Linked DNA regions of Homo sapiens: region 1 is linked to region 2. Evidence: read pairs that join two places in POLR2A ChIA-PET (ENCODE). Cell type or tissue: OCI-LY7. All regions are shown on one strand. Links, peaks and the distances in the headings refer to the core of each region. The heading gives the core; the rest is flanking DNA. Region 1 holds the start of NHEG1 (neuroblastoma highly expressed DDX5 stabilizing lncRNA 1). Region 2 has its middle 89 kb from the start of OLIG3.

Region 1 (11,522 bases), core at 1,750-6,749, 410 kb after region 2:
CATGGATTCAACCAATAGCAAATCAAACATTCATTAAAAAAAAAAAAATCCACAAAGTTCCAAAAAGTGAACCTTGAATTTGCATTGCACTGAGTACTACACTGAATGCACTTAAATGAAGTGATGTCTAGGCCTATTGGGCATTACAAGCAATCTAGAGATGATGGAAAGTATACAGGAGAATGTGTGTAGGTTATCTACACCATTTTATACCATGGACTTGAGCATCCGTGGATTTTGGTATCCTCAGGGGTCCTGGAACCAATCCCCAGTGAATACCAAGGGACAACTATGCTGTTCATCTTATCCCTGGTCATTCCCAGGATTTTATATACCACTTGAACATTAGTTAAGTTTTCCTTATCTAATAGAAATAAAAAACATCTATTAGCAGCTCCATTTCCACACCCCATAAATCCTAAACAACTGGTGAACGAAAATACCACCTCTACAAAGTAAGTGAAACATAGTGCCATGTCTTCCTCTCAAGAAGGAAGTGAGGGAAGTGAACTTGTCACTGGAGCCCATAACATGGGAAAGATTTGGTGCCTGCCCATGCCGAGCCCAACTGGAAGGAAATCAGTGCAGAGAAAAACTATTTGTACAGCCCAGAGCACAAGACCGCCAGCTTGGTAAATCTAATGAGAACATTAAACAGAGGATTGGTTGTCATGGATGGGTACCCCTGGGTCATTAATCAAGTTATTTCTGGCCCACACATTACCACCCCCACATCTTGCAGATTAATTTTTGCTAAATTATCTTAGAAGAACTTTTCCTTTTTAATTCCCCACATTGTGTCTTCCATAAACCTATCTACAGATATTTTTCAAAGATTTTGCTCAAAAGCATGTACCTATAATTTTTAAAATAAATAGTGCTATGGTTATGGGTATTTTAACAATAGCTTTTATTTTTATTATAGAAGACATATATTAAGATATATGTATACCTATTCATTGTAGAATAACTAGAAATAAATAGGGGAAGAAAGAAAAATTACCTATAATACTGTCACCCAGATTTAACCACCATAAACATATTTGAATAGAGAAATGATTCTCAACTGGGAGAATTTTTGTCCCCCAGGGGATATGTGGCAATGTCTAGAAAATTTTTGATCGTCACCACTCAGGAGGAGGGTGCTGCTGGCATGTAGGGGGCCAAAGCCAGGAATAAATACTGCTAAACATCCTACCATAACAAAGAGTTATCCAGCCCAAAATGCCAATAGCGCCTCAGTTCATAAACCTTGGTGTAGGACTTTCCGGACATTTTCATTGCATGTATGTAAATATTTTTGCCAAAAGTGGGGATTATATTGGATTATTTTATAACTTGCTCCTTTCACTCAAAAATATGTAACTATCTGATTTTAACTACAGATTAAGTTTATAATGCACCAATCTTAGTCAAGCTAGAACATTTGAAACAACAGATTGGGAATTATTTTTTCCAAACATAATGCTTTAAAACAGTTTTAGGCCAGGTATGGTGGCTCCCGCCTGTAATCCTGGCACTTTGGGAGGCCGAGGTGGGCGGATCACTTGAGGTCAGGAGTTTGAGATCAGCCTGGCCGACATGGTGAAACCCCATCTGTACTAAAAATAGAAAAATTAGCCAGGCGTGGTGGCATGTGCCTATAATCCCAGCTGCTCAGGAGGCTGACGCGGGAGAATCACTTGAACCTGGGAGGTGGAGGTTTCAGTGAGCCAAGATGGCACCACTGCACTCCACCTGGGGTGACAGAGCAAGAGTCCGTCTCAAATAAAATAAAATAAAAATGAAAATAAAATAGATTTAGCCAAGCAGCAACCAAAAATACTGTAAGTCCTTTAAAGATAACTGAACCTCTCAAAAACACTATTTCCTGAAAATTACTACCTCTCCAAACTGGCTGGATGACTACTCTGGTCATGTATCGTCCCTTATTGGAGTTAGACTCTCTGTGCTTAGTTCCTACTACCACTTCTCCCAAGCCTTGGGTCCTCAGTGACATGTGCTTGAAGGCGGCCTTGGCCATGCAGGCCATTACTTTGACCATCTCAGCAGGACTGATGTTCCTCCAGCCCCCTTGGCCCATTTGGTGGCTGCAAAACTTCAGTCCTACTAGTTTTAATCTTTAACAAATTTTCCCTTTGATTTTCACTTCTGGTTTTCATGCCAATGAGTTAAGGTTCTTTCAGCATTGCTACATGCAAGACTCCCTTGAGAGAGGGGCTGAGGGCTGGTGTGTGAGGCTGTTTGGTGGTGCTTTCTGTTATGCTTGTGTTGATGGGTGGAGGCTCCTTCTGTCCCAAGGAACTGATGCTCTGACTCTTTGCTATAACTGGAAGCAGATGAGGCATTTTCTCCCTTACTCTCCCCAACAGATCTCTTTAGATTTCTCAATCTGTCATTTTCTGGATTAGGTGGTATTCGGAGGGTTTCCACCAACTCAGAAGATGGACATATGGCTCATGTTTATGTTTTCATGCAAAGGCCACTGAGACAGATGAGCACTGATGGGGATAAATACCATTGGTCATTTGCCTGTCCCTGGCACTCACTTTTGAGGGGCATATGAATTAGATACTGCTCTTAAAGGTCTCATACGGTTAAAATTATTTACATATTATTCTTTCTTCTCAGGCAAGTGCATTCTTTCCCATTCTGAAATTGATTTGACATGCTAAATAAAACATCAGGATATTTGATATGAGAGGAAAATTTAAAAATGATAGAGATATTATCCCCAAGCCCCCAAAAAGGAGGTGTGGTATTGGTATTGGAACTCTATTAAATTTTTTGACTTTTTGCTTTAAAAAGAATTTGCCAGCATTTGATTAACAAAAGGATATATGGACAAATGGAAACACACCTTAGAACTTTTCAAATTGACTGATTGAGGGATGGATAAGCCAAAGAAGAATCAGTATGGTGTACTGATTGCAAGGATAGACTCTTGAAGCTGAGAGGCTTGGTTTCTGTAGCTTCCTAGGTTTGTCACCTCAGGCAACTTAACTTAACCTCTTTGGACCAAACTCCCTCATCAGTGAAATGAGGATGATAATTTTACATACCTCAGAGGGCAGCAGATTTAAATGAATCAATATATTTGAAGCACTTAAAACCGTGCCTGACACAAAATAAGTGCTCAATAAATAAAACAATAAAAACAGCAATAAAAACAGCACCAGATGCACATATAAGAATGTTCATAGAAGCATCATTCATTTTTTTAATCTGCAAAAGAACACAAAGGCTTATCAGCAGAAGAAAGCTTTGAAAATGAACTACAACTTCACAGGGTAACATGAATGAACCTCACAAACATAATATTGAGCAAAAAGATTGATTTCTAAAAGAACACAGATAGAATAATTCCACTTGTATAAAATACCCAAACATAGAAAACTAAGCACTATATTGTTTAGGAATACATATATATGTTGTAAGACAAGGAAATGACTACAAGTTTGAGATTGTGGTTCCCCCTTGGGAACCAAGGACAGAGATCACATTGGAATTGGTAATGGTCTCCTTAAATGGTGATGAAAACAAGAGTTTTCCTTTGGTTATTCTTCTTTAGACTGAGCATGTATAGTATACATGCCCTAATGTATGTCTATTTAATTAAGCAAAACAACAATGGAATTCCAAAGCCCCTGAATTTTAGTGTCATACTCATGGGTTCCATAATCAGTATTAGCTTTGTGACATTGGTCAAGGCATTTGAAATTATGAAAACTGTCATACATTTTCCCTTGGAATTCACAAACAAGTATATTAATGGTCATATTCTGTTTATAAAAGCTCTTAGTTTGCAAACTTTTTACTAAGTCTAAAATTCTGAACAGGAAAGAGCCATTGACAGATTAGGTTCTATGCAGAAGGGCATGACCTTAAAACCTTAGCTTTACTGAGAACTGTCATTATTCAAAATAAACAAATACCTGAACTCTGGTAGGAAATGAGGAGGACACGTGATTCACACAAACTTCTGAAATGCAAGCACCTTTTTCTTATTCACAGGTAATATGCATTAATAAGTAATAAGATCTCAGGCAGGCAAACAGGTTGTCCCACTGATAAAAATTACGTAGTGTAAACAAATCCCTCTTTTAAGAACCAGCTACTAGTTTATCTCTGTTAGCTGATTTTAGCATGCAGGGAAGAAGGGTTAGGATTTTTCAAACGCTCTGTCTTTACACTTCAGCTGATTGTTCCTTTCTGTAATAAGCTTGCCTTGGTTACAATCGCTTAGTGACCATTAGCAAATAGAATGTGTTTGCTTTTCCTAAGGTCCATGTTTCCTGCCAGCTTGTTGCCACCAGCTTCCAAAATAAAATATTGTGAAATTACAGATTGAAACAACACTTTCACGTAGAAGCATCTTTAGTCGAGGCATCATGAGGAACTTTAAACATTTAACCTCTGGGAGAAAAAAAGAGTATAAACATATAAACAGAAGTATAGATAAGACATTCATATAAACAGAATTATAGTTAAGTATAATTAAGGTGTTTCTTGACTGGGCACAGTGGCTCATGCCTGCAATCCTAGCACTTTGGGAGGCCTGAGGCGGGAGGATCACTTGAGCCTAGGAGTTCGAGACCAGCCTGGGCAACTAACAAGACCCTGTCTCTACTTAAAATTCAAAAACATTAACCTGTGTTAATGTTTTTGGTGTGGTGACAAGTATCTGCGGTCCCAGCTACTCAAGAGGCCAAGGCAGCAGGATGGCTTGAGCCCAGGGGTCAAGGCTGCAGTGAGCCGTGATGGCGCCAATGCATTCCAACCTAGGCAGCAAAGCAAGACCCTGTCTCAAAAAAAAAGTTTCTTGTTAGCAACCCACATCAACTAAACCCTAGGCTCAAATACCAGGAGTGTTGTGTTCATTTTGAGCAGCACCTTTAACAAGGGCTTTAGCCAACCAGAAAACAACTTTAAAAAGTCTCAAAGCCAAGACTTAAGGGGAAGTGCAGAGAGAAAGAATCCAGGACTTAGTGAACCCCTGGTAACCATATGCAAAGGACTTTCTTGCAAACGAGGACATTAGATATATATGTCTGTTGCTTCAGAGAATAAAATTAGGACACATATTTGGGAGTCTCTGGAAGACAGAGTTCAGTTCTGAGTAAGGGAGGGTCTTCTATAATTAAGTGGCAGCTCCGAGGTACTGAGTTTCCTGTCACTGGAAAGGTTCAAGTACAGGCTGGTTTCTGCTACAGCTTTTGTAGACGGATTCCTCCACAGGGTTGGGATTTGGGATAGATGAGATCTAAGGTCCCTTTCACTTCTAAATGCCTAATATGAAATATGAAAAAACAATATTTGAAATCTTTTTTTTTTTTTTTTGAGACGGAGTCTCACTATGTCACCCAGGCTGCAGTGCAGTGGCGCGATCTCGGCTCACTGCAACCTCCACCTCCCATGTTCAAGCGATTCTCCTGCCTCAGCCTCCCGAGTAGCTGGGACTATAGGTTAATACCACCACACCCGGCTAATGTTTTCTATTTTTAGTAGAGACAGGGCTTCACCGTGTTAGCCAGGTTAGTCTCGATCTCCTGACCTCATGATCCGCCTGCCTCGGCCTCCCAAAGTGCTGGGATTACAGGCATGAGCCACTGCACCCGCCCTGAAATTACTTTTCTTTCCTTTCCTTTTTCTTCCACACAATTGACTAGCTTGCAACTCATTCTCTATTTTTCAAATACTGCCATAGACATGCCCTTTGTGTACAGCGAAGAGGAGCCAAGTAATACTCATCTGATATAGTTTGGCTGTGTCCCCATTCAAATCTCAACTTCAATTGTATCTCCCAGAATTCCCATGTGTTGTGGGAAGGACCCGGGGGAGGTAATTGAATTATGGGGGCTGGTCCTTTCCGTGCTATTCTCGTGATAGTGAATAAGTCTCTTGAGATCTGATGGGTTTATCAGGGGTTTCCACTTTTGCTTCCTCCTCATTTTTCTCTTGCTACCACCATGTAAGAAGTGTCTTTCGCCTCCTGCCATGATTCTGAGGTCTCCCCAGCCATGTGGAACTGTAAGTACAATTAAACCTCTTTTTGGGTATGTCTTTATCAGCAGCGTAAAAACAGACAAATATACCATCCTTGAATGGGACACACAGGAGCCCAGAAGTTCCTCCCTGAGGAGTCAGCACCAGACTGACACCTCTGAGTTCTCATCCTTACAAAAAATAAGTTCCAGTCTAGAAATGTCATCTTCCCCTCTCCCTTCTTCATGGCCATGATGCTTAAGCAAGTCCTTTTTACCTCCTTCTTTTTTCCTTAATGAAGTTTTTGGGTTGCCAGAAAAGGAAATACTGTACAAATGAGACTCAAAAGCTAACTTATTTCCGTAAATCTCTTTCTGACTCCTAGATATGTTCCCAGTACCTGAAACAGTACTGATCATATAGTAGTTACTCAATGAAATATTTGCTGATAGAATGTTTCAATAAAGGAATCTTTAAATTTATATTAATTAGTCCTCAAAGATAGACCCACACAATAGTTAACTGATCTCTGACAAAGGCCCAAGGCAATTCGATGGAGAAAGGGTTGAGCATTCACCAAATGGTGCTGGAACAATTGGATAGATAATGCCAAAAAAAAAAAAAAAAGAATATAGACAAAGACCTACCTTTCACAAAAATTAACTCAAAATAGATCACAGACTAAATGTGAAGTTCAAAACTATAAAACTTCCAAAAGAAAAACATATAGCAGAAAATCTAAATGATCTTGGGTTGGCAATGAGTTGTTAGTTACAACACCAAATACATTATCCAAAACGCGGTTCTGGCCAAAGGAAGAGCAAGTGCTCAGTCTCTGAGATGCACATGCACTTGTACTTTGAAGAGAAGGTCAGAAAGCAGGCAGCTGATCATAGAGAGGCAGGAGGAGCCTGGGAGAAGATCTGGGCAGGAGGCAGACAGAGGCCAGATCACAGAAGCCTGATGGTTCCTGTAAGGAGTTTGAGTCACACTTTAATGGCAATGGGGAGCCACTAGAGAGTTTTAAGCAGGAAACCGATATGACTTGATACAGTTAATAAATGTCTATTCAATCTAAATCTGAATGACCCTTTGATGGTGGCTCAGTGGGCACCTTCAACTTTTGAAGAGAGAATATGAAAGAAGAAAATGAGTTCTTTTGTTTGGGAGGTGGGGTTGGTTTTGTTTTTTATTTTTATTTGTTTTTGTTTTGCTGGGAGTTTGGAATAAAGCATTGAGTCTGGGGAATACTAACTTTAAGATACTTGCACTATTATCATGGGAAGATGCCAAGGAATATATGGGAATACACATCAAAAAAATGGGGGAAAGGATAGCTCTTAAGGATGAATCATTCTCATAAATAGAATCAGAGGACAAACTAGCTAAGGGAGAGCATAGACTACAAAGAAGGGTAGTCAAGAATAGAATTCTGCCTAGATTTGTGAGCATTTAAAGAGAAGGCAGAGGAAGGATGTTGAAAGATAAGGGGAAATGTGGAAATCATAAAGGCCACTTTGGCCAAGCTCCATATAGTCTCTAGTAAAGGAATAGAAAACCCAAAGTGAGAAATTTTCAGAGAGATTGTAACTAGAATGAAGACTCGAGTCAGAGGAACTAATATGAAGAACCCAGTAGAGGCAATACTATCTTCTGTATCAGCAAAATCAGCTCCCATTGAAGGCAGCAGGTTGAAGCCATAAGTAAAAGCTCTGGTCAAAATGAAATTGGGTCCCAGAAAATTTATCTTATAAAAATAATTGGGCAAATGCACAAGAATATAAGATGTTCATTGCTGTATTTCCAATTGCAAAAATTTTTCAGTAATTTGCATCTCCAACAATAAAGAATTAATTGAATTGATTTTATTACATCTGTATGGGCAAAATTAAGTAGCCATTAGAATAAAGGAGAGTATTCATACTTTATTTAGCAGAAAAATGTTTTTAAAATGGAATGTATCATATTTTTATAAATATGTATACATTTTTATATATTCATATTTATAAATATGTATACATTTTTATATATTCATATTTATAAATATGTACATATAAGTGCATAGTTTTTATTTCTGCTTACCTGTTTTCGGTTTTCATAATGGATATATATTACTTGTGACATTTTAAAAGTATTTTTAAAAGAAAAATGTGGAAATTCTATTATGAGCACATTTACTCTGTTACTGGCACCACCCTCAGGATCAGAGAGGCCTCTAGGCTATTGTATTTTAAAGACCAAAGCCTCAAAGAGAAAGTAATTAGGATGGAATGGTGAGAATTCAATGAACAATATCTTTCCAACAGTGTTATTAAGGACAGGCACAGCATGTAAGTTCAGATGGAAACATTCAAAATGCATTTGAACCGAGGAAGTAAAACCAGTTGAGTACAGCTGAAGATGAATAATCCCATGAGATATCTACCTAGCTGAAATTAAGGAACAATAAGACTAGTGTCGGTAAGGAAAGCTCTTCAACCCAGCCACAGAAAAGGGAGCTCATACAACCTGTGAACCATTATGATTTAATTTTAATTGTTTAAAAGAACCAGAGGAAACTCGGTAGTTGCAAGTGGTGTGTGAATTTTTAAAATATTTTAATACTGTTAGATAGAAAACAGATGCTCACTTATGGAAGCCGTTTTTGTTTGTATAGAATCCGAAATACAAATGTGCAATCGTATAAGCAAATGTCTCAACCTTCAAGTTTGCCTTTTAAATACTATTTGAGGCCCATGGTATGTAGAATAAAAATTATTAAAGTTTCAAAGTTTACAAGGATTTTATAAAGACCCTACATATCTGATGGGAGAGGGAGCTAGTAAACAAATATTTCTGTGTCATATCTCTATTTTCAGGGGAAGAATGGAAGGCAACGCCTCCGAATTAAATTTTGGGACCCCCAGTAAAATTTCAGGAAAGCCCAGAACTGATCTGAGAATGCACAAACTTGGCATGTCTTTGACAGAGAAGGCTCTGGGATTTCAGCGCGTTCATTGCCCTCCACTAAGGAGCTGCTCAGCAAAGGGGCTTCCCTCTGCTCTGCTCTCGGGTTCGGAATCCGGAGCGAGTTTCCAGTGAGCGGCGCCCGCTGAGCGAGTGGGAAAGCATCGCGCGTGCCTTTCCCCGCGCGCGTCTGCGGATCAGCGCAGGCGAGGTGGGTGGGTAAGTGCAGGGGAGCGGGGCGGAGGGCGGCAACGCACAGCAGTCAAGTCTTCCTTGAAATGCTGCAGGCAAAGCCAGACATTTACAGTTAAAAATGGCTCGATCTGATTCCACAGTCTTGCCAGGAAAGTCTCATTTCTTTGTGACCCTCCGCTGAGGGCTAGGACCCGTTCCTAACAGGGAGCCTTACATTGGCAGCGCCCCCGCGTGCGTTCAGAAACGGAGTAGGGTTACTCGCTGCGCCTGGTGCAGCCCCCTACACGTCCTCAGCCTGCCAGGCTGCGGGCCACATCTTTCCCGGGGTGGCTTTGGACTGACTGCGTCCCTTCATAGTCACCATGGCCCCTGGTTGGAGGCAGCAAGTCCAGGGAGAGGTGATGAGAAGCCCATCCCTCCAGACGGGCTCCTCCCACATCCGGGAGTGTTGGCCCCCATACCAGATGAATGCTTCCAGAGTGACCTCCCCATAAAGAGGTGGCTGAAATGGAAACAGCTTACCTCGAGTTCAGGCTTGCAGAAAATCACAGCTGCTTCAGGAAAATTCAAAAGAATTTTCACACACACAACCTTGTCTCCTCCAGCCAAGGGACATAAATCTCCACCCAGAAGACCCACTGCCCAGTTTAGTTTTAGTTCTAGCACCCATCCCCTGCAGCACCGTGTTCATCTTAATCAGAGATTTTGTAATGAGAACATCTGCTATTCAAGCTCACAAATTTGGCAATCTGATATAATAATGTATCTTTCATATGCAAGAAGGAACATTGTTGGGAGTGTTTTTGGAAGTTGGTTTTCCTTGTGCAATTTCATTATTTTGTTTTTCTCCCCCACTTCACAGCCAACTGAGATTTTAAAGCTGAGAAAAACTCAAGACATATAAACCATGACTCACAGCTATTTGTGAAAGATAAAATGCTTCTATTTCTCAGGTTTTAACTTTGAAAATTAAATATTCAAATAAAAAAATAACATTACTCCAATAGATGTCGGTGATAAAAATCATGAAAACAGTTTCTGAAAAGCTTCATAACACATCCAGATGGTTCTTTCCCCCTGTCCAATTCTGACCTAGTTCTGAGATTTTCTTTTTAAGTGCATCTTGACTTAACTGTTTACAAGTTGCCTCTTCAGCTTTTTTCCAGCAGAAGCCCCTGAGGAACCTTCTAGGGGTCCAAAAGGTTTCAGGGGACATTTTACTCCCTAAGGTCAGCCGAATGAGTCCTCCTTTTCTTTAGGGTATGACAGTCCTTTTCCAGACCTGTCAGCATGCCGAGTGCCTGTGGGGACAGAGGGCTGCTCCGGTGCCCTGAGGTGCCACAACTTGCCTCTCTCCACACCCCAGAGCCAGTCAGGAAGCTAATTGGTGTCTGCTACTCTCGAAGCAGCTGAAAACCTGAAGAGATGGAAAGGTTGCTTGTCAGGGTCTTAAGATCTGATTCAATAAGACAACAACGTAGAATTTTCAATTCTCCTAAGAAAAATTCTTTTTGAAAGAGAAATATGTCTAGAGCCAACCGTTATCTGCTCAAGGACTAAAGACTATTCTATAAATTTCCACAGTTTTATCTTACACCTTAAAGGGAGATGACTAGAAAAGGTCAAGATTATCTAAATTGGTTTCTATAAATCCAATAAAGACGTTGTTACTAAGCATCTACTGTATTGGAGCACTGGGGACGTAAGGATAAATGTTGGGTGCCCTGCCCTCAAGGAACTTACAAAACCTCCTCCATATACCAGTCATTTAAGAGGAGGTGTTTTCTTCGCCAGCAGAGAAAGTCGCTACTAAATGGATTTCGTACTTCTCTGACCTTTTGTCAGTGATTCCCAAGTCTTCATTTAAAATGTCAGCTGTAATGAGGTGATGCCCTCTGGAGAGACTGGAGCCTCTAACTCTTTCTTTACAACAGCCAGAAATCTGAGTGACATCCTGGACTCTTTTTTCTCCCTCGCCCTTCACCTCAATCCATCATCCTGCAGTACAAATTCTACCTCCATCATCTTCCAAGTCTTACACATTTCTGCATCCCCACTACCCCGATCTTAATTTGGGGTTTCAGATGTCTTACCTGAAATACTTGAAATGCATTTTAGCTTATCTTCTGATTTAAGCCGAATCAGGCACTTAATCATTCTCCACATTATATTGTAATTGCCTTTTTATTTGTCACCCTTTCTGCTAGATTAGAAGCCTTTTAGGGCAGACACTGAGTCCTTAATTTCTGTATCCTGTGCACCTAGCACAGTCATAGGCTAATAGCTGACATTCAGCCCACGCTAATTAAATGTATGTAAGAAAGGTACATGGACGCACGTATGCATTGAATATCTCCAAACCGGTTTGACAGTTCCTCCTTTCCTGTTTCCTCCCT
Region 2 (11,522 bases), core at 2,974-7,973:
AAAGAACCCCCTCCTTCACCTCTTGACGTTTGATATCTGAGTTTGAGAAATAGAGTGACAATAGATTGATTAACAAGAGAAAAAGTATATAAATTTATTTACATGCATGGGGGCATCATAAGAAAGTGAATGCCCAATACCCCATGAGGTCTAGAAGTTTATATACCCTTCTTCATAGGAGAGAAGGAAATGGAGGTGTAGGCAATTTTAGAGGGGTAGTAAATGATTTTTAGGGGAAAAGAATGGGCCCATAGAACAGACAATGGCCTGGGGTAATGTTTGTCTGGGCTCCAGTTATGGCATTTGATTTTTCAGTCTCTTCCTCTGTGATATAAATTTAATCTTCCTTGGTTAATGAAATTTCAGTTAGAAGACTGAAGTCTATTGTGTTCCTCTTTAGTGGATCCAATCTTTAGATAGGTAAAGAAACTTTAGAGAAAAGACTCTCCCTGTGCTTTGGAAGAGACAGAGGGCTGGGAGACAGGGGTTGGGAGAAGGTCAGAGAGAGACCTTGCTTGTAAGGCTGCTTCTTAGTTCAAAACACTCAACATGTAAAGCTCCATGCTTTGGAGTATTGCTTTCTGAGCCCTAACAGTTGCTTTGGCACTTGACCAAACCAAATGGCCTTACTTTGAATTTTGTTTCTTACTTGTTGGTTGATATTGGCATCATTTGGCAAATTACTGCCAAAGTAACAGGTTTAGTTCACTATTCCAAAGGTAAAACTTTTATTGAATAAAGGTTTCCCTAATTGCAGGCTAATTTATTTAGGTGAATCACCAGCTCATAACAGTTCTGGGTTTGAAACTTCTCTATAATCTCTAACATGACTTATTGACTGGGTCTTTAGAGAGTCCAGGAACTTTCCTGGAGGAGTTCAATACCAGCTTCCAGCTTCCAGCTTCCAGCTCCCTTGTCGTATCCTAGAGCCAGGCTTTGTAAAACAGATTTAATAAAACTGAATCTAATCCATAGCCCAGAAGTAATTTTTGGTGACAGAGAATGAATTAAATAGAACATCAATTCTGACACAATTGGCACATCATCGAAGGAACAGTCTTAGGCTCTGCATCAATCTCCTTGGGCTGCCAAATTTCCTTAAAAGCTGCCAGAGACCAACCTACTAATGTTATTAAATGCTTTTGGAAGTTGAACTATACACATGTGGCCATAGAAAATGCCAATCAACATGTAGTTTGAACTTTGCCTAGGGTGGAAGTTCTGTGGCAAGAGATAATCATTGCTCATGGAAAAAAGATACAGTAGATTTAGTCTCGACCTCAAAAAATTCACCATATTGTTGAGAAGAATAAGCACAAAACATAAAGCACTCTAGAAACCATAAATCATAAAAATGGTCAAAGGTTGTATGATAAGCATCAAATGGTAGCACAGAAACAACATGTCATGAGTTCTGAAAGGTGAGAGGTCTAGTGAGAGAGGCCAAGGAAATCTTCACAGAATAGGTGAGGTTTCAATTGGGTCCTGAATGGTGGAAGGGATTTGGTAGGTAGAGGAATATAGAGGGCCCTGCTGGTGAAAGAGTAGAGCTGTTTGGAAGATGATAGGCAAGATATAGAGAGAAGGGCAGAGAACTAAGGATTAAGACACAGGACTTGCCAACTCCAAAGCAGATCCACTGCTATCTACCTACATGGGATGCTAATTGGCAGAAACAACCTAGTTTTGGTTGCTCTCTGGCCTTAAGTGACCCAGCCATCCCATTACTGGGTATATACCCAAAGGATTATAAATCATGCTGCTATAAAGACACATGCACACATATGTGTATTGTGGCACTATTCACAATAGCAAAGACTTGGAACCAACCCAAATGTCCATCAGTGATAGACTGGATTAAGAAAATGTGGCACATATACACCACGGAATACTATGCAGCCATAAAAAAGGATGAGTTCATGTCCTTTGTAGGGACATGGATGAAGCTGGAAATCATCATTCTGAGCAAACTATCACAAGGACAGAAAACCAAACACCGCATGTTCACACTCATAGGTAGGAATTGAACAATGAGAACACTTGGACACAGGGTGGGGAACATCACACACTGGGGACTGTCATGGGGTGGGGGGAGGGGGGAGGGATAGCATTAAGCGATATACCTAATGTAAATGAAGAGTTAACGGGTGCAGCACACCAACATGGCACATGTATACGTATGTAACAAACCTGCACGTTGTGCACATGTACCCTAGAACTTAAAGTATAATAATAAAAAAAAGAACTGTGTGAATTAGAATCCATGCATCTTTTAATTGAACAACTCTTGCTGCTTTTTATTCTAGATCCTTTCCAACTGTCAAGATACTAGAGTTATTTCTCTGCAATACCCTAGGTACCCATGAATAATAAAGCTTGTGCCTGTACCATGTGCCATGTCTTGGGATTTGGAAGCAGACTCTTAGATGGGTTGAGCTGCTGCCCTTGATACAAGAGTATGATTATTTTGAGGTGACTATGTTCAGTCCTCTATCATTCTTCTGGGAAAGATAATGATCCTGATGTCTTTAAAATAGAGTGGTGGTAAGCATGACAGGACTATTCCATCATCAAGGAAGGAGTATTGATATAAGTTATAATGAATTAAACATTTATCTTACTCCAGGCAAGAGAAAGAAAGGGCATCCAAACAGAAAGAGAGGAAGTTAAATTAACCCTGTTTGCAGACAACATGATTCTGTGTCTAGAAAATCCCATAGCCTTGACTCAAATGCTCCTCCAGCTGATAAACAACTTCAGCAAAGTTTCAGATTCAAAATCAATGTGCAAAAATTACTAGTTCCTATACAACAACAACAGCCGAGACAAGAACCAAATCAGGAAGGCAACCCCCTTTACAACTGCCACAGAAAGAATAAATTACCTAGGAATACAGCTAACCAGGGAGGTGAAAGATCTCTACAATGAGAGTTACAAAACACTACTCAAAGAAATCAGAGAAGAAACAAACAATTGGAAAAACAGCCCATGCTCATTGATAGAAAGAATCAATATTATTAAAATGATCATACTGCCCAAAGCAATCTACAGATTCAAGGGCTATTCCTATCAAACTACCAACAATATTCTTCACAGAACTAGAAAAGGCTATTTTAAAATTGATACGAAACCAAAAAAGAGCCCAAACAGCCAAGGCAATCCTTAGCAAAAAGAACAAAGCTGAAGTCATCAAGGTACCTGACTTCAAACTATACTACAGGGCTATAGTAACCAAAAGAGCATGGTACAAAAACAGACACATAGACCAATGGAACAGAATAGAGAGCCCAGAAAGAAGGCCACACACCTATAACCGTCTGCTCTTTGACAAAGCTGACAAAAACAAGCAATGGGGAAAAGGCTCTATTCAATAGATGGTGCTGAGATAACTGGCTAGCCATATGCAGAAGATTGAGGTTGGGCCCCTTCTTCACACCATATACAAAAATCAACTCATGATGGATTAAAGACTTAAATGTAAAACCCCAAACTATAAAAACCCTGGAAGATAACCTAGGCAATACCATCCTGGACATATGAATGAGCAAAGATTTCATGACAAAGACACCAAAAGCAATAGCAACAAAAGCAAAAAATTGACAAATAAGGTTTAATTAAACTTAAGAGCTTCTGCTCAGCAAAAGAAGCTATCAACAAAGTGAACAGATAACATACAGAATGGGAGAAAATATTTGCCTACTATGCATCTGACAAAGGTCCAATACCCAGCATCCATAAGGAACTTAAACAAATTTTCAAGAGAAAAACAACCCCATTAAAAAATGGGCAAAGGACATGAACAGACACTTCTCAAAAGAAGACATACATGTGGCTAACAATCATATGAAAAAAAGCTCAATATCACTGATCATTAGAGAAATGCCAATCAAAACCACAATGAGAAATGCAAATCAAAACCGCAATCTCAAACCAGTCACAATGGCTATTACTAAAAAGTCAAAAAATAACAGATGCTTCTGAGGTTGCAGAGAAAAGGGAACACTTATACAATGTTGGCAGGAGTGTAAATTAGTTCAACCATTGTGAAAAGCAGTATGGCAATTCCTCAAAGAGCTAAAAGCAGAACTACCATTTGATCCAGCAATCCCATTACTGGGTATATACCCAGAGGAATATAAATCATTCTACCATAAATGCGAATATTCATTGCAATACTGTTCACAGTAGCAAAGACATGGAATCAACCTAAATGCCCGTAAATGATGGATTGAATAAAGAAAATGTGGTATATGTACATGATGGAATACTATGCAGCTCAAAAAAAGAATGAGATCATGTCTTCTGTGGGAACGTGGATGGAGCTGCAGGCCATTATCCTTAGCAAACTAATTCAGGAACAAAAAATCAAATACAGCATGTTCTCACTTATAAGTGGGAGCTAATTGATGAGAACTCATGAACACAAAGAAAGGAACTACAGACACTGGGGTCTACTTGAGGATGGGGGGTGGGAGGAGGGAGAGGAGGAGAAAAAATAACTATTGGGTACCAGGCTTAATATCTGGGTGATGAAATAATCTGTACAACAAACTCCCATGACATGAGTGTACCTGCATAACAAACCTTCACATGTACCCCCAAACCTAAAATAAAAGTTTTAAAAAAATTTATCTTACTCCAGTTACTTTCACTTAGATTTCCTTACTGGGTGGTCACAGGTGTGGGTGAACTACCACAAGTATGAAGAACTAAAGGAAACATCACCTCTTAGAGGCTTTAGCTTCTCATGAACTCTCCACTTCCTTGTTGATAAGGGAAATTTCCTCTTTTTTGTCCTCTAATCTTAGGCCATGATAGTGTCATATTTGCTCTGTCATCACAAAGCCTTTCTTGTGTGCTTGAGAGATTGCAAGATGCTATTTGCTTCTCTTAGGGGCCAGAGAACCCCTTTGCCACCTTTATGTTCCTGTAGGCTAGACACCCATCTTTAAGATGGTTGCTGATTATTCTTCAAGGAAATCCTAGGAGTCTTGCTGAGTTGGTTTATTTTTCAGGTTATTATTAGATTAGCTTTATCACATTTGCATACCACCTGCAGGCACAGCTATTCACTGATTCCAAAAACCTCACTGAGGTAGCTACACTATAAAGTGTTGAGGAACTGCCACTGTTAGAGATTAATCTGATGTCTCACTTAAGCTAAGGCAGTGGTAAATATTGGATTAGATCATTAAAGGCACAATGCATGAGAGTCCATTATTTAATCCATTATTCACCGTTGCCTTAGCTTAAGTGAGACATCAGATTACAACAGTGGCAGTCCCTTAATATTTCATAGTGTAGCTATCTCATTAGAGTGTTTGGAACCAGTGAATGTATCAGAAGATGGCAAGGTTTTCTCATTCTTGATTGGTACTGACTCTTGCCCAACTTTCCTTAGAATAATTGGTCTAAAGTCAATTTTTATGACATCTTGACAGATTGTTCTACTGCACTACAGATTTTAAGAAGAATTCAGGAGACCGAGGCAGGCAGATCACCTGAGGTCAGGAGTTTGAGACCAGCCTGGCCAACATGGTGAGACCAGTCTCTACTAAAAATACAAAAAAAAAAAAAAATTAGCTGGGCATGGTGGTGCATGCCTCTAATCCCAGTTACTTGGGAGGCTGAGGTAGGAGAATGGCTTGAACCTGGGAGGCGGAGGTTGCAGTGAGCAGAGATTGCGCCACTGCACTACAGCCTGGGGGACAAGAGTGAAACTCCATCTCAGAAAAATAAAATAGAAAAGAAGAATTCAATTTGATGTCCAGGTGAGATGAAAATGTGGTATATTATTTTAACCCTGATGATTGTATCTTTTGATGAAACATACGGAGTTAATCACATATATTATAAGTTATGGCATTTATCCCTTTATTTAAAAAGGAAGCAGCAGTTTCTTCATAACCCACTGATTCACAACCTACTAACTCTTCTAGCATGATTTTTTCCCTAGGTTATTAGACCTCTTACTTGTAACCATAGTACTTTAAATAAATGGGCTTCTAAAATGAAAAGAAATTTTTCACTTCAGTTTTCAATTTATTCTCACTGGGTCTACTTTAATTATGCCTTCTGTATAATTTAAGAGAAACAAAACTGGAAAATGCATTATCAATTTCAGGCCACTAAGATATCATTTAGTAAACTATTGTTCAGTTGTTTTAATAGGCTTATTCTAATCGTGAAGCATTGGGAACTCTTAGTCAAATCAGCGAGTTCCTATTAAGGCATAGTAAAGGGATTTGTAGGGTAAGTGAGACACTGAAGCCACAGTTCCCATCCTTGAGTTGTTACCTGGTTCATGGTATGGCAGCAAGCCTGTAAGCAAGCACTTCCCTGGTTCACTTTGCAGCATTGCTCTCAGCTTGTGAAGCATCATCAGCTTATACTCCCCAGGCAGGCCAGAGAGATAGATGCAGGCAAGAGCAGTCTATAAAAAGTGGGTTTTGACCATATCGTGCAACGTAAAGAACACATGTTAATATTGGATCAAGTCCCTCACTTCCCCAGAATCTCCAACTGTTTGACTGAATGAATTCAGATCTTCAAGTTTGTTTAGGGGAAAGGAGTGCTGAGGAATGGAATATCCTTTTTTGCCTTTCTTACTTGGAGAACTCCTACCCTACTCACTCTCCACCCAAAGGTACCTCCCCCAGGAAAAGTACCTTGTCTGCCAAAGAGAGTTGAATTTATTTGTTTTTCCCTTCCCCTAGCACCTGGCACACAACTCCGGTACAACATTGACCCCATTACAATATTTGCTTGCTTGTTAAGTTTCCTCCCAGCACGGAATCCTGGTAGGACAGAAACTGTGCCCTGTTCCTTTTTAAATCCCCAGTCCATAGCACAGTGCCTAATGCTTGGTTATTAGTTAAATGGATGACTAAATGACTGAATGAACATGAGACTGAAGATGTATTTGTAAGGATCCTCAGGAAACCAGAATAGGTTCCGCTTGATAAATGACCAAGTTCTTAAACCAGGGCCAGGTCACCCTGGAGAAGAACTTTTGGCTCCAGACCAATAGGGCACTAGAAGATGTACCCAAACCAGATCGACCACCTGAAGCAGTCATGAAAGTCTTAGAGGCTCTTGAGTGACCATGAGCAAGGACCGTGTCACACCCTATTCTATGATATTAACAGCCTGAGGGATCTTTGGCATGGCAACAGTCGCTGCTGTTAGTGACGTGGACCCTGGACCTCCACCCGCTGGAGACTTTACCTTGTGCATCAAATGTGTTTTCTGATATTCAAATATCCTTTGGAGAATTACCCCAAAACACTCACTGAGCATCTACTGTGGTCCACTACTGTACATGGATATACAAGAGATACAGGCCCATTGTCACAGAGGCATCCAAATGCGCCATCCAAATCAGGAAAGTGCCAAAGGCACCAATCTTCCAGAATTTTTCAGGAACTTGTTAATAACCTTAACAAATTAGAAAAAAAGGAAAACGTCATGATTCATAGTATATAGTAAGTAAAGTTTGCCATAGTATGCTGAGATGCTTCTTTCTGATGCACTGCGGCTGACTGTTAAGTCACTCATAATCCTCTAACCAACTCTTGAGGCTGCAACGCTCACAATATTGAATCAGCACTGCTTCTCAGAGAGATTGCTCAGCAGATGGCAAAGACACAACTTAATCAGATGCCTTCCTTAAAAATTTCGAGGAAAAATGGTAACTGTATGTAAGAATCAGATTTTAAACTCCCTTTCATTTAGGTTTCTCCTGCATGCCTTAAGTTTTGCTAAGCTTTTTGTAAAGCTTCCCTTTTTATGGGGTTGTGTTAACAACACACACAGATAAAACCATTTATGTATTAGTAAATTTATGTGGTAACAACTAAAAATAAAAAAAAAATCCAAGAAAATAAAAGAAAAACCAGTCAGCAGAGATGCCAGCCTTAGATAAAGATAATTTACTAGACAGCTGGGATCATATTGACTTAAGTGAAGGGAGGATTACAATAAATTAATAGGTTCAAAGATCCACCACAGTAGATTGGGTCTAGTCTGGAGTCTTGCTATTAAATGAGGAATTGAATTTCAGCATTTACCCTTATTAGAAAATGACCTTAGATTTTTCTCATAAGAGTGAAAAGATGTCTTTAACATTTTTGTTTGTGTGAAAACAAACATTCATCTTTATGTCCATTTAGGTATTTTTACAATAGTGCTTGTCTATTCAAACCTTTTTTTCTGAACTGTTTATGCTAAAATGGGCATCTGCTCAGCTCACCCAATTCAAAACAAAAATTTGCATAATCTGTATTTGCATAGCAGTAAGTGGGTGGAGTTTAGGCAAGTGCACAGATGAACATAAAAATCAAATATGTGCAGGAGGAAACTCAATTTCATTATTAAAAAAAACCGTGTTTGTTTAAACATAAAAAAAGCTGTGTAAACAATCCAAATGTGTTTACCATAGTTTAGCCTACAAGGCTCCCATTTTGTTCTCATCCTTTTAGCAGCCCTGTTGAATGAACGCAAATAAATGTGTGCTGCTCACAAGAGATTTCAATTAAAAATTTACTCCCAGAGAAGTCTAAGAAATAGGATAGAATAGCCATGAATGGAATGATGTGCACCATTTGGAAGAAAAAAATAAAGACAAGGATTATAAGAAGATATAATTAGAGATTTTTTTTGAAAATTATTCAAGCAGTCAAATAAATGAAAAATTTAAGAAAAAAACAGAAAAACTTTGTATACAGCAAAGATTTCAAGAATTTAGAGGTGGAAGCAAATAAGACTAGGACTGAAAAGACTGTGAATGAAACATAGCATTAACAAGAATAATTTAAGGCAACAACATTCCTGTAACAAAGAAAGGGATCATGAAAGGAACTTTAACTTAAAACAAAGTTTTGGCACAAATAGAGTGTTCACTGTGGTTGGGTCTAAATATACATACACTAGGACCAAGGAAGTAAAAATCTAACACTAGATGTACAGCTAATACTTTGCGGACCTGAATCTTACCAAGTGTATTGTCATCTGTGGTCAGCAAACAAGACTATAATATTAGGTCTATCATAACACAAACTGTGTATTAATGGAGCCATTAATCACCATCAAAACTGTATTAGGAGTGAAGATAGCCAAAGAGAGCTTAACTGACAGCAAGTGGCCATAAACCTGTCCAAAAACTAATTTGATTACCATCATACCAGCATCTGTGCCACTTATGAGGGTTCATTTTTTGATGAAATTAAGTAGACAAGTCATTCATGCGTATAATAGACATCTAAATCATGGTAAACATGTTGCTGGCAACAGAGTAGTTAAAGAAAGTGTGGGATCATTTTGGTGTCTGGATACAGAAGCAATTCAATGGAAAGCATCTTTTGCACAACAGTTGGGAACAAAATGCCATCAAAGAAGCTTCGGATGAAGCCAAATGCCAAGTGAGAAATGGATGGATTCAAAGTCAGCTGGTGAGATTCAGGGAATGTTGGTTGTTTACAAGAAGAAATGTTTCGCCAGGATAAACTCTCACTCTTTATGGGTCATAAATGTTCCCAGCAAACAATCTGTTTTATTTGGAGACAGTTGGATCTGTTAGGTTTTAGTCCTGACAGACGGAATTGTGGGATGTCATCGTTAATGGCAGCCTAGAGAGAAAGCCTAGAATGTGCATCTTGAATAAGGGAAGGAATGGACTTTGCTATGAAGAATGACCTATTTCCTCGTTTTTTTGTTTGTTTGTTTGTTTTTGTTTTTGTTTTTGTTTTCCAGCTAGGTATTTTAAAAGAACATGGAATTCCTTATCCAATTTGTGCTTATATAATTTTATCTTGGAACAAATGTGGCATTCTATTCTGCTTATTTTAAATGTTCTATTCCTTTAGTGAAAGGCTATCCATTTCCAAAGATTTCAAATTATTAGAAGACCTATACTACTCACTGACCTGGTATTTAAAAAAGTGTATTCCAATATTTCCAACATTTAATTTACAGAAAAGAGAATTTATTTTAACATACATTTTATGCATGGAAATATGGATACATTTGAATATAACAAACAGCAGTTTAGGCACTGGAAATAAAAATGATCATATAGGTTCATGTACAAAGTCAAAACAGACCATGGTGTTATAAATCTAATTCCTGCTTGCTCAGTGATCTCGTCCTTTGAGACAAAGCCAAGTCTCTGTGTACATGTGTAAGTCTATTTGCTTGTTTTGCCACACATATGTGTGAAAGCTTTGAAGAGAGTAAATAAGCTTGAGGAACAGAAAATATATCTTTTAATACCAAGATGGAGAGCACCTCGCCCATGAACATCTCAGGGAAAAAACAGCAGGAGCGACACGTCTCCAGCGCCTCCTGAAACATTATCCTGCTAATTCTGAACACCTTGCCTTTGCAGTGTGGGAGCCTCGAGCTGCAGGAAGCTGCCTGCCGTTCACAAGCTGATGCCTTGTAGGCCTCTGCGTCTTACCTGAGTTTGCAGATGGGCCATTTCCCAGGTGGGCCTGGCCAAGCACTCCTCATTAATCATGGCTTAAACCTCTCTCAGTGGGGAGACCTCAGGTTAGACATCATTTGGAAACAAATTGGGTGAAAAATAGCTCTGACAATAAGGAGCCCACATGGAATTCCCCTGTGAGAGCTTCAGCAGTGTGAAAACAGTCTCTTCCAAGACACTAAATGATCTGTCATTTAGTGAATGACATTATAATCCAGTTTTGTGTCATACGCAGCTTTTAGCAGTGGCTGCCAGCCCCAGCCTTTTGCTGCTGTTGTGTTTCCAACTCTCTAGGCTCACTTAATTTACAAAGAAGGTTTGGATTTAGAACTGAAGAGATGAGTGTGTGCGTGCGCGCGTGTGTATTACGTATAGCAAACACACATATGCATAGGTGCACAACAGCAAACTAAGTGCCTTGCCATATGCTGCCTCACTAAAAATGATACTTGCTCAAATATCCTGGTGGAACCAGAAAAATCACCAGGATGTAAGCCCTAAACAGAACGATGCTGCGTGATATAAAAAACAAAACAAAGTGAAAACCTGGAATCATGACAACGTGATTTATTTTCTGGGTGAGAAAAACTCATCCACTTTTCTTCAAATGCATTCCAAGCTCAAGAGCCTTGGGATAAATTTACTCTTCCTGAGCTTCTTTTCTTAAAAGTAACTGCATTTTTGCCTTAAAGTGACAGATGGCTTTTCCACCACATTGTAGCCATTATTTATACTAACAGATTGCATCTGAATTGACTGTAAACCAATGTATTTTGTCTTCCATTTTTTATAATTTTCATCTTAGTTTTATCTGCTGGGACAAATTAGAAGACAAATGCTCACCTATGTACTCTTGGCACCAGGATTCCATTTGTAGTACTTACCAGGGCACAAACCTGGGTCACTCTAGTGTCCCAAGTAAGTCCAGGAAGGTGGTATCACTTCTTTTAGAAAGGGGCAGGGTCATATGACCTGGAAAAGGCCATGATGGCTTTGTCTGAGGACCCAGTTTGTTATGATCCAGAGACTCTTAGGCCAC

Evidence for each region. ChIA-PET counts read pairs that join two places held together with the same protein. Peaks named below come from ENCODE experiments on the same cell type or tissue, not always from the same donor. Only the 100,000 strongest peaks of a DNase experiment are listed, where the experiment ranks them.
Region 1: POLR2A ChIA-PET joins it to region 2 with 6 read pairs; 2 of 35 experiments call an interaction of 5 or more read pairs at or near these places.

The regions. Positions count from the first base shown.
Region 1 is chr6:136,987,682-136,999,203 of GRCh38, reverse strand. NHEG1 (neuroblastoma highly expressed DDX5 stabilizing lncRNA 1) reads left to right here and starts at 5,973. Exons shown (of 3, transcript NR_027994.1): 1 at 5,973-6,030; 2 at 8,844-9,150. RefSeq lists an enhancer at 8,010-8,966. In OCI-LY7, for the core only: no CTCF peak of the experiment used is centred there; no DNase peak of the experiment used is centred there.
Region 2 is chr6:137,399,259-137,410,780 of GRCh38, reverse strand. No RefSeq gene overlaps it. Among named protein-coding and RNA genes, the nearest start is that of OLIG3, 89 kb to the left of the region's middle. In OCI-LY7, for the core only: no CTCF peak of the experiment used is centred there; DNase peaks (open chromatin) are centred at 4,950 and 4,980; H3K4me3 peaks cover 618 bases; H3K27ac peaks cover 1,230 bases.